Linked DNA regions of Homo sapiens: region 1 is linked to region 2. The links are chromatin contacts, found by Hi-C or POLR2A ChIA-PET in ENCODE. All regions are on one chromosome and are shown on one strand. Each heading gives the region's core, a stretch centred on a gene start or an enhancer-like site at or near the end of the contact. The rest is flanking DNA. Distances are from core to core; before and after follow the strand shown.

The links. A loop is a pair of places that touch in the nucleus more often than their neighbours do. ChIA-PET counts read pairs that join two places held with the same protein, here RNA polymerase II (POLR2A). Pooled maps may share reads with other maps.
Region 1: a loop to region 2 is called in a pooled map, with 1.9 times the contacts of the local background. The contact joins the promoter of OR7C2 here to the promoter of OR7A17 in region 2. A Hi-C loop is called at or near these places in 1 of 50 pooled maps. POLR2A ChIA-PET finds 5 or more read pairs at or near these places in 2 of 52 experiments (A549 and common myeloid progenitor, CD34-positive).

What each region holds. Positions count from the first base shown.
Region 1 is chr19:14,936,183-14,942,811 of GRCh38, reverse strand. OR7C2 (olfactory receptor family 7 subfamily C member 2) reads right to left here and starts at 1,323. Exons shown (of 1, transcript NM_012377.1): 1 at 364-1,323. The coding sequence starts at 1,323. The coding sequence ends at 364.
Region 2 is chr19:14,883,864-14,889,943 of GRCh38, reverse strand. OR7A17 (olfactory receptor family 7 subfamily A member 17) reads left to right here and starts at 3,812. Exons shown (of 3, transcript NM_030901.2): 1 at 3,812-4,003. It also overlaps the pseudogene OR7A18P. RefSeq lists an enhancer at 1,059-1,118.

The sequences.
Region 1 (6,629 bases), core at 74-2,573, 55 kb before region 2:
AAGTGGCTGGGCACGGTGGCTCATGCCTGTAATCCCAGCACTTTGGGAGGCCGAGGCAGGTGGATCATGAGGTCAGGAGTTCGAGACCAGCCTGACTAACATGGTGACACCCCATCTCTACTAAAAATAAAAACAATTGGCCGGGAATTGGGGCGCATGCCTGTAATCCCAGCTGCTAAGGAGGCTGAGGCAGGAGAATTGCTTGAACCTGGGAGGCGGAGGTTGCAGTGAGCCGAGATCACGCCATTGCACTCCAGCCTGGGCGACAGAGCAAGACTCCGTCTCAAAAAAATGCATAAAAACAGAAGTTGAAATATTGGCTGAAAGAGGCCAGTCTGGCCTCAGTATTGTGTTCACTGCAATTCATGAGAGCTTAGCAATGGTCCCCTCTTTGAGAGACGTTGCCCTGAGGAGGAGTCTCCCCAGTGACCCCTTCATGTCCTTGTTCCTCAGGCTGTAGATGAAGGGGTTCAGCATGGGGGTGACCATGGTGTACATCACCGAGGCTGCCAGACTTGTCCTAGAAGGTGGTGTAACTGCAGAACTGAGATAGACCCCAAGGCCAGTGCCATAGAACAAGCTGACCACTGAGAGGTGGGAACCACAGGTGGAAAAGGCTTTGTGCTGGCCTCTGGCAGATACTCTTAGGACGGAGGAGAAAATCTGAGAATAAGAGAATAGGATTCCACAGAGAGGAAAAACACCCAGGACAATGGTCACAAAATACATCACGATGTTATTGATGAAGGTGTCAGAACAGGCCAGCTTCAGGACTTCGGAAGGATCACAAAAAAAGTGCGGAATTTCCATATTTGTGCAGAAGGACAGCCTCAAAATGGTCAAGGTCTCAAGCAAGGAACCCATGACACTGATGCACCAGGACCCCAGAACCAGCAGTCCACAGAGCCGGGGGTTCATGATGACCGTGTAGTGCAGGGGGTAACAGATGGCCACGAAGCGGTCATAGGCCGTCATGGTCAGGAGCAAATTGTCCAGGCATCCAAATGCAATGAAAAAAAATATCTGAGTGAGGCAGCCTGCAAAAGTGATCATTTTGCTTTGTGTTTGGATATTCACCAGCATCTTTGGGACAGTCGTGGATGTGAAACAGATGTCAGCAAAGGACAGGTTGGAGAGGAAGAAGTACATGGGGGTGTGGAGGTGGGAGTCTGAACTGATGGTCAGGATGATGAGCAGGTTTCCGATGATGGTAACCAGGTACATGGAGAGGAACAGCCCATGGAGGAGAAGCTGCATGTCAGAGTCCTCTGCGAATCCCAGGAGGAGAAAGTTTCCAACTTCTGTTTGGTTTCCTCTTTCCATGGGGCCGCTGGGTTTGCCGAGAAGGAGGAAAAAAAACAGCCACACAAAATTTACTCCAAATAAGCATTCCCCAGAATGACTGCAATATCCTTTATTCAAACCCAGGGAACTCAAGAAATCATGCATTTTGGCTAATTATTGGATTTCTTTGCCGACAAGTTACAGTTACCATCGCTACCTGGAGAAGTCATCTCTACATCATTGGTCCTTAAACTGTGGTTCCTGGAACAGCCCCATCAGCATCACCTGGGAACTCATTAGACATGTGCCTTATCATGCCCACCTGACCGACTGAATCTGATACTCTGGGTATGGAGCCAGCATTCTGGTTTAGTTTTTGTTTGAGATGGAGTCTCGCTCTTTCGCCCAGGCTAGAGTGCAGTGGCAGAGTCTTGGCTCACTGCAACCTCTGCCTCCCGGGTTCAAGTGATTCTCCTGCCTCAGCCTCCAGAGTAGCTGGTATTACAGGCATGTACCACCACGCCCAGCTAATTTTTGTAGTTTTAGTAGAGACAGGGTTTCACCATGTTGGTCAGGCTGGTCTCGAACTCCTGACCTCGTGATCCTCCTGCGTTGGCCTCCCAAAGTGCTGGGATTACAGGCATGAGCCACCACGCCTGGCCTTTTAATTTTAATTAATTAATTTTTTTTTTTTGAGACAGAGTCTCACCCTGTTGCCCAGGCTGGAGTGCAGTGGTGCAATCTCAGCTCACTGCAACCTCTGGCTCCCAGGTTCAAGCAATTCTCATGCCTCAGCCTCCTGAGTAGCTGGCACTACAGGCGCGCACCACCACGCTGAGGTAATTTTTTTTTTTTTTTGTATTTTTAGGAGAGACACGGTTTCTCCATGTTGGCCAGACTGGTCTCAAACTCCTGACCTCAGATGATCCGCCCGCCTCAGCCTCCCAAAGTGCTGGTATTACAGGCATGAGCCACCGTGCCTGGCCTGCATTCTGGGTTTTAACAAGCCCTCTAGGGAATTCTGATGCACACTCAAGTTTGAGGACTATTGCTTCAGCGCTTGCCTGTATCCCTAAGCAATCCTTCCCACCGCAGCATCCCTGGTGGCTGCTCTTGCCCTTTCTGCCTAAGGCATGGGGATTAGGAAATCAGGCAATGAGAATTCCCTAATTCTAGGCAGATTGTCAATCCTCAGAAGGCTTTTTCTTCTATTGTGCTGCATTCCTGTAATTTATTTTTCATTTTGTTTTAGAGACAAGGTCTGGCTCTGTTGCCCAGGCTGGAGTGCAGTGGCGCCATCCTAGCTCACTGCAGTCTCGAACTTCTGGGCTCAAGTGATCCTCCTGCCTCAGCCTCCCAAGTAGCTGGGATTACAGGTGCAAGCCACTGTGCCCAGTTGTAATGTCTACATGTTAAATCCTCTGGATCTTGGATGCCCCTTCTGCTAAAAAATAATAACCACTGTTTTTAATCATCATTGTTTACATTTCATTTATATTATCAATCTCCCTAGCTAAACTCAACAAAAATGGAACTTTGAAATAGAAAAGCCCTAGAGTTTCTAGATATAGAATTAAATTTTATCCCCATTTTCCATCATCTGATTCCATCAGATCAAAATATTCTGCCATACAGAAATGGCTCTTTAAAACTTGTCCATGTTGGACATTTACTTACTTTCTAAGTTTTCTTAAAGACAAAGAAAGTTTTTGATTAACTATAGTTTTATATTTTTTATATTTTCTTCTCTTAGGTTAATCTGTAAATGGCCTTTCTCAGTTGTTGTTGTTTTTTTTTTTAATTAAGACATTTCCGGCCGGGCGCGGTGGCTCACGCCTGTAATCCCAGCACTTTCGGAGGCCAAGGTGGGCGGATCACGAGGTCAGGAGTTCGAGATAAGCCTGGCCAACATGGTGAAACTCCGTCTCTAATAAAAATACAAAAATTAGCTGGGCGTGGTGGCACACACCTGTAGTCCCAGCTACTAGGGAGGCTGAGGCAGAAGAATTGCTTGAACCCAGGAGGCGGAGGTTGCAGTGAGCCGAGATCACGCCACTGCACTCCAGCCTGGGCAACAAAGCGAGACTCTGTCTCAAAAAACAACAACAACAACAACAACAAAAACATTAAGACATTTTCTTGTTCACACTCTTATAAATAGATAATTTTAAATGGTCATCTGTGCCATGACAGCAAGCAGGGTATCAAATCTTTTGTTCCATATTTTTAATTGTCTATCTTCAAAATATACTTAAACATTGAGTTGAGAAATTTGCTTAGTATTGTTTCTTTCATAATTTTATTTCTGATGTGCCAGTTTATCCTCCCAGATGAGCTTTAGAATCCTCTAGCCATGTTGCAAGAAAAATACCATTGGAATTTTATTGGAGATTACATTAAAGTTATCAATTAATTTGGAGAGAAATTGACATCTTTATTATGTTCAAATTCTCATTCCAGTAGCAGAAATGTTCCTCTGCATATTTTAATCCTTTTTTGGGTAGACATTTTTGTTCACGTGTTAAAAATACACATATAGATTATGTTAATTTCTTAATATTTTAATGTAATACCCCCCCACATAACATCTCTGCTATTGGTATTATATTAGGAAGTCATTTGCTTTTTTTGTATTGAAGAGGTGCCATATTCTTTTTCTGGGTTTTCTTCTTAGTTTCATGTTTTTCTCTAAAATTCATCTATTTTCTCCAAATAATACTAATTAATAACACCTATTTCTCTTTTAGGTCTTATTGCATTGGTTTGAAATTTTAGAATCCTTTTAAAATTTATGGTAGGAGTTGGCATTCTTCTTTTTCTTCTTCTTTTTTAAATAGAATAACCCTAGAGTTTTGTAATTTAATATGATGTTCACTGTGATTTAGAATGTGTAATTTTTATCACGTTAACTTGCATTTTTTATTTCTGGATACTTGAGTGTGTTTAAAATTTTTTTTTTATTTTTTTAAGTTGTGTGGGTAAGTGTATATCTCTATGAGTTACATGACATATTTTGATTCAGGCATGCAATGCGTATAGTAATCACATCATGGAAAATGCAGCATCCATTCCCTCAAGCATTTATCCTCTGTGTTGCAAACAATCAAATTATATTCTTTTTGTTATTTTAAAATGTGCAATTAAATTGATTTTGACTGTACTCACCCTGTTGTGCTAGCAAATACTAGGTCTTATTTATTATTTCTCTTTTTAAAACTTATTATTAATTTTTGTGGGTACGTAATAGGTGTATGTATTTATGGGGTACATGAGATGTTTTGATACAGGCATGCAATGCATAAGAATCACATCATGGAGAATGGGGCATCCATCCTCTCAAACATTTATCCTTTGTGTTACAAGCAATCCAATTATAATCCTTTAGTTTTTTGTTTGTTTGTTTTGTGGTTTTTTTTTTTTTTTTTTTTTAAGATGAAGTTTCACTCTTGTTGCCTAGGCTGAAGTGCAATGGCACCATCTTGGCTCACTGCAACCTCCGCCTCCCGGGTTCAAGCGATTCTCCTGCCTCAGCCTCCCAAGTAGCTGGGATTATAGGCATGTGCCACCATTCCTGGCTAATTTTGTATTTTTAGTAGAGACGGGGTTTCACCATGTTGGTCAGGCTGGTCTTGAACTCCTGATCTCAGGTGATCCACCCACCTCAGGCTCCCAAAGTGCTGGGATTACAGGTGTGAGCCATCTTCCCTGGCCTCCTTTAGTTATTTTAAATAGTGTTTTTTAAAGGTATAAATAAGTGTTTAATGATTAATTATTTAGAAAAAATAATGTCAAATCCCATCTCTGTAGTCCCAAATACATTTCAAACAGACAAGAGACTACATAAGCTATCTGAAGAAAACATAGATAAACATATAGATTATATAAATTTATACATGGATAGATATAATCTTTGAAAGTACAAATTCTTTCTGAATAATTCACCTTTGATAGAAAAAGAGATCAGCAACTAGAACCATAAATTGAAAAATTCTGAATGAGAAAATGTGCCTTGCAGAAAGTTAGAATGCAAAAAAAAAATTTATGTAACTGACAAAAGTTAATATCTTTATAAAGACAATTATAAATCATTGAAATATTAATGCACTGATGGGGAAAATAAATAGAATATTAAAGGTTCATAAAATGAACTGTAAAAGGATAATAAATGTTTGAGAAAATGTTTTATTTTTACTGTTAATCTAAAAAAGTAAAATTAACAATAACATACCCCTTTCACTGAGGGAATTAAAATGTCTGTATGAAAGAAGAGTAAGAATGCAAAATTTCGGTTGGGGGCGGTGGCTCATGCCTGTAATCCCAGCACTTTGGGAGGCCAAGGCGGGCGGATCACGACGTCAAGAGATCGAGACCATCCTGGCCAATATGGTGAAACTCCGTCTCTACTGAAAATACAAAAATTAGCTGGGCATGGTTGCACGTGCCTGTAATCCCAGCTACTCCCAGCTACTCGGAAGGCTGAGAGAGAATGGCTTGAACACAGGAGGCGGAGGTTGCAGTGAGCCGAGATCGCGCCACTGTACTCCAATCTAGTCTGGCGACAGAGTGAGACTCCATCTAGGGGGAAAAAAAAATTCCATCATGTGGAAAGAAAACATTTCAGATACTGCTATGAAAAGACATTTGGTCTCCTTTTCTGAGCTAGAGAAATGAACTCAGCCTATGGATCTCTTAAACTATACACATATTGGCACCAAAAGAAAAAAAAGATCCATAACAACATACCCCAAAGTATGAAGAGGGATCATCTTTGAGTGTTAACATTAATTTTGATTTTTAGATTCCTTTTTTAGCATATTGTTTGAAAATTGCAAATGAATACATGTGTAGCCTATCCTCAAGAAATAAAAACTTAAAAATTTGAAGATATTGTCAATACAAGTGTTATAAAATCAATATTGTAAAATTTGATTTTGTTAAAAATTATCACAAAATATTTAACATTCTGTTAAAACAGAAAGGAGTAGCTAATAAAGATCAAAGCAGAATTAATGAACTAAAAAGAAGAAATATTCTGGAACTGAAAAATAAATTCCAGAGCGAATTCTTTGGCAACCACAAACGAATAGAAAAAATTAGAAGTGTAACAAAAGGGATACAAAGAGGGAGAAAGAGCAGAAAGGCCTAAAACCAAGAATGAGAAAAAAATGAACACAGAGATAAGGAAACACTCAACTTTGCAAGATAATGTCATTTATAACGCCATGTTAAAAATGTGAAAATCCCCAAGAAATGAATTTATTTCTGGAAAAACATAAGTGCCCAAAGTTGATTCGGGATGGAGGAAAACAGATCAATAACTAAGGAAGGAATTAAATAAACAGAAC
Region 2 (6,080 bases), core at 2,563-5,062:
CTTTAATACAGTTATCTGAAATAAACACGAGTAACCAGGTGATCACAAATGTTTTCTTGAAATATCAGAACAACTGTGAAAAAAGAAGAGGCAGAAGATTATTCTGAATGTCACTAGTTCTGTTTGCATTGATTAATGTATCAGTAAGCTACTGCTGTGTAACAAGCCATCTCAATAATAAATGGTTTAATATCATGCTTTTTCATCCTGTAGGAGTTTATGATAGAGAAGTTTTTACATTGGGAATTAGAACTTAAGCGTTTTTTAAGGAAATAAAAATATTCAGTTCATAGGACTGCCCAAATCTAGTTGGTTCTTGAATTTTGGATAGCAAGGACACTTTGAGAGAGGAAGATTAAGAGAAGTGGTGGAATCTCACAGTGCCTCTTACAGTTTCTTCACAGGCATTAAATATGTCATGACTGCTCACAGTCTGTTAGACAAATCATGTCACATGTTCAAGATGTGCATCAACCGTTTTAGGGATACACACTCCTCCCAAGTGAATTATTGTCAAGACCCAGAGCCAAAGGTGGAAAAGCACCATCCACCTATAGACAATAGGGGAGGTAATAAATGAATGAAAAATAAAATGATCTACCTGAGGGAGAAACAGACATGTGTGGGCTGCTAGCCACCCAGGTGCCAAGGCAAGAGACCGAGGGCACAAGCTGTTCCAATATAATAAAGAAAATATATAAAATAAGAATAGTTATACTAGAAGTAGATTATAGATATCATTATATATGAATATCATTAATCATTAGTTTGTACATTACTCTTTATTCCAATATTATAATAATCTTTGCTCTACAATTATAACCTAGGAAAAACCAGGCCATACAGAGATAGGAGCTGAAGGGGCATGGTGAGAAGTGACCAGAAGACAAGAGTGTGAGCCCTCTGTCACGCCCAGATAGGGCCACTAGAGGGCTCCTTGGCCTAGCGGTAGCATCAGTGTCTAGGGAAGGCACCCATTACTTAGCAGACCGGGAGAGGGAGTCTCCCTTTCCCCGGGGGAGTTAGAGAAGACTCTGCTCCACCACCTCTTGTGGAAGGCCTGACATCAGTCAGGCCCGCCGGCAGCCATCCGGAGGCCTGTCTCCCTGTGATGCTGTGCTTCAGCGGTCATGCCCGTGTTTCACTTTCATGTTCCACCCTGTACACCTGGCTCTGCCTTCTAGATAGCAATAACAGAATTAGTGAAAATACTAAAAGTCTTTGAAATGCATAGAAGAAATAATGGCTCTCTCTCTCTCTCTCTCTCTCTGCCCTGACTGCCAAACAGGGAAGGGCCCTCTGTCCGGTGGACACGTGACTCATGTGACCTTATCAATCACTGGAGATGACTCACACTCCTTACCCTGCCCTTTTTGCCTTGTATCCAATAAAAAACAGTGCAGCCAGGCATTCGGGACCACTACCAGTCTCCGCATCTTGGTGGTAGTGTTCCCCCAGGCCCAGCTGTCTTTTCTTCTCTTTGTCTTGTCTCTTTATTTCTACAATCTATTGTCTCCACACACGAGGAGAAAAACCCACAGACCCTGTAGGGCTGGTCCCTACAGACATGAAAGTCTTTCATACTTCTGTTGAAATTAAATGTGTATAAATTTTATCTACAGTTTTCTCCATGTCTATTTTTGTATTTTTACCACATGCTATACTCTGGCAATGAGGAAGATAAGATTTCTATTAATAGTTGGAGTTTCCAGAAGAGCTGGAGAAATAAATTGACGCAACAAGAATTATCAGAATTACAGATATTCCCAAGATTAAAAGATAGCAGAGCAGGTTATAAGAGTCTAAAAATGAACATACTCATGCATGTATCTTGGTAATAGAATGATTTCTATTCCTTTGGATATTTACCCAGTAGTGGCATTGCTGGATCAAATGGTATTTCTGGTTCTAGATCTTTGAGGAATCACTACACTGTCTTCCACACTGGTTGAACTAATTTGCATTCCCACTAACAGTGTAAAAACATTCTTATTTCTCTGCAACCTTGCCAGCATCTGTTTCTTGACTTTTTAATCATTGCCATTCTGACTGGCATGAGATGGTATCTCATTGTGGTTTTGATTTGCATTTCTATAATGATCAATGATATTGAGCTTTTTTTCATATGTTTGTTGGCCACAGGAATGTCTTCTTTTGAGAAGTGTCTGTTCATGTCAAAGACATAGAATCAACCCAAATGCCCACCAGTGATAGACTGGATAAAGAAAATGTGGTACATATACCCCATGAAATACTATGCAGCCATAAAAAGGAACAAGTTCATGTCTTTTGCAGGAACGTGGATGAAGCTGGAAGCCATTACCCTCAGCAAACTAACGCAGAAACAGAAAATCAAATACCACATGCACTCACTTATAAGTGGGACCTGATCAATGAGAACATATAGACATAAGGAGGGGAACAACACACACTGAGCCCTGTTGGGGGGTGGGGTGGGGGGGAGGGAGAACCTTAGGAAAACTAGCTAATGCCTGTGGGGCTTAATACCTAGGTGATGGATTGATAGGTGCAGCAAACCACCATGGCACACGTTTACCTATGTAGCAAACCTGCACATCCTGCATATGTACCCCAGAACATAAAATAAAATAAAAGGAGTCTAAACATTTTTAATGTGAATTTTTGGAGCCAGGCAGAGGAGGACAGAGAAGATGTCCCTGAGTATAATAAAGCAGACGTGGAAGGACACTCATGCAATCTCCTCCCCGTGTGGACCCCTGGAAGCAGGTGTCCCTTCATGATCACAAATTTCTGTCTCCGAGAAGCAAGGCATGTCCTTTCCCAAGAAACTTTTCCAGAATCACAAACTTTTCCTACTCTTTGCAGGGATGAATGTATTTCTGCAGACTGTGATGGCCTATGACCACTTTGTGGCCATCTGTCACCCCCTGCACTACAGGGTCATCATGAATCCTGGGATCTTTGGACTGTGGGTTCTGGTGTCCTGGAGCATGAGTGCCCTGAATTCCTCACTGCAAAGCAGAATGTGTTGCAGCTGTCCTTCTGCACAAACTTGGAAATCCCCCCATTTTTTTCTGTGAACTTAATCAGTTGATCCTGCTTGCCTGTTCTAACACTTTTTTTTTTTTTTTTAGTGAGATGGAGTTTTGTTCTTATTACCCAGGCTGGAGAGAAATGGCGCCATATTGGCTCACTGCAACCTCCACCTCCCGGGTTCAAGCAATTCTCCTGCCTCAGCCTCCTGCATAGCTGGGATTACAGGCAACTGCCACCACACCCGGCTAATGTTTTTGCACTCCAGCTCAGGTGATACAACAAGACTCCATCTCAAAAAAATATATATATGAAATTCTAATGTTTTGGCAAAAGCAACATGAAGCCAAGAAATGTAGTACCCATGGTTTTATATGAACAGAACACAGTTCATCTCCTTGCAAAGGTAAATTGCCATTTTCTGGATATGTCAAGAGCTGAGTTTCCATCACAAGCCAGTGCTTTGGAGACTCAAGGGACCTAGTCAAGACAGGTTCCTCAGTTTAGACTTTGGAGGAAATTTTCACTGAAGGCTGGGAGAAGGTGCTAGGAGAATGGGACTCTGGAAGCCAAGGAAGTCCACGGGGAAGGAGTAATAAAGCCTGGATACACCTCACTTTTAACATAGTGTCTTGGGAATAGACGATACAGAAAAAAAAAACAACAATGACATTTGTTTCAGTGCAGGGCAACGTCCCCCAGGAAACTGATGTGTTCAGAGTTGGAATAACAGGAGGAAAGGTATCTAATCAGCAGATATACGAAGCCATAAATATCTCCTCTGCTGCAGTCCCTCAGCATATGCAACCTTGGGCTGGAAATGACATGGTGGTTTCATTTGGAGTCCTTAGTCTGGCTCAAGTATAGATGATGCTTCAACTTTTCCTGATGCCTTGTCTTGAGACAGAGATTCCATCTCCACCATCAACCTGCTAGAGAGGAATTTACACTTCTCCATGGAGACCTTCCTTTCAGAAAACTCAGTAGGGTAAGTCCCAGAGCCCAGTGGGTACTGTAGGAAAGGTCAGGAAGAACAAGAGCCGTGAATATTAACCTGAGGTCACCTGAGAGCCAATCATTTCCTCCAGCTTTGTTCCTTTTGCTTAGAAATGTCTTGGCTATACGGGCTATTTTTTGGTTCTATATGAAATTTAAAGTAGTTTTTGTAACTCTGTAAAGAAAGTCAATGTTAGCTTGATGGGGATAGCATTGAATCTATAAATTACTTTGGGCAGTATGGCCATTTTCAAGATATTGATTCTTCCTTTCCATGAGCATGGAATGTTTTTCCATTTGTTTGTGTCCTCTCTTATTTCCTTGAGCTGTGGTTTGTAGTTCTCCTTGAAGAAGTCCTTCACATCCCTTGTAGGTTATATTCCTAGGTATTTTATTCTCTTTGTAGCAATTGTGAATGGGAGTTCACTCATGATTTGGCTCTCTGTCTATTATTGCTGTATAGGAATGCTTGTGATTTTTGCACATTGATTTTGTATCCTGAGATTTTGCTGAAGTTGCTTATCAGCTTAAGGAGATTTTGGGCTGAGACGATGGGGTTTCCTAAATATACAATCATGTCATCTGCAAACAGAGACAATTTGACTTCCTCTCTTTGTATTTGAATACCCTTTACTTCCTTCTCTTGCCTGATTGCCCTGGCCAGAACTTCCAACACTATGTTGAATAGGAGTGGTGAGAGAGGGCACACTTGTCTTGTGCCAGTTTTCAAAGGGAATGCTTCCAGCTTTTGCCTATTCAGTATGATATTGGCTGTGGGTATGTCATAAATAGCTCTGATTATTTTGAGTTATGTTCCATCAATACCTAGTTTACTGAGAGTTTTTAGCATGAAGGGGAGTTGAATTTTATCGGAGGACTTTTCTGCATCTATTGAGATAATCATGTAGTTTTTGTCATTGGTTCTATTTATGTGATGGATTACATTTATTGATTTGCATATGTTGAACCAGCCTGGCATCCCAGGGATGAAGCCGACTTGATGATGCTGGATAAGCTTTTTGATGTGCTGCTGGATTCAGTTTGCCAGTATTTTACTGAGGATTTTCACATTGATGTTCATCAGGGATATTGGCCTGAAATTTTCTCTTTTTTTGTTGTGTCTCTGCCAGGTTTTGGTATCAGGATGATGCTGGCCTCATAAATTGAGCTGGGGAGGAGTCCCTCTTTTTCCATTGTTTGAAATCGTTTCAGAAGGAGTGATACCAGGTCCTCTCTGTACCTCCGGCAGAATTCAGCTGTGAAACTGACTGGTCCTGGGCCTCTTTTTGGTTGGTAGGCTATTAATTACTGCCTCAATTTCAGAACTTGTTATTGGTCTATTTAGGGATTTGACTTCTTCCTGGTTTAGTCTTGAGAGGGTGTATGTGTCCAGGAATTTATCCATTTCTTCTAGATTTTCTAGCTTATTTGCATAGAGGTGTTTATAGTATTCTCTGATGGGAGTTTGTATTTCTTTGGGATCGTTAACTTTTTTGGTTTACTTTTTAGAGCCTGGTTCTCACTATGATGCCCCGGCTGTTCTCAAAATCCTGGCTTCAGGTGACCTCCCTACTCAGCCTCCCAAAGCACTGGGATTACAGCTGTGATCCAATTATATTGCCCTCCTCATTGACTGTTAATGAAATATTTAAGGAAACATTTTTGGTCATAAAAAGTTTTAACTTTTATTTACCTAAAAATATGTCTACTTTCTTAGTTTTTTTTCTTGCGTTAGTTAAAATACTTTGTCTACACTAAGATCTTATATGTAGTTATCTATGTATTCGTCTAACATATATTGCTGACTTTTACACTGAGGTCTTTAAATCTGCTAATTCTTTGTAAAATGTGAGTCGGGAGACACACTTCATTTTCTCCCAGGTAGATAGCTATTTATTTCTGCTTTTATTCAACAATCTGGTCTTTTGCAACTAAATTGGATTGCAATCTTGTCATATTTTAATACCCATATATACTAGGACTTACTTCCTGACTTATTCAATAAGTCGAGAGTATCTTCTATGTGCCAGAACATTTTAGAAACATTGTGTATTATATAATTTTATGTC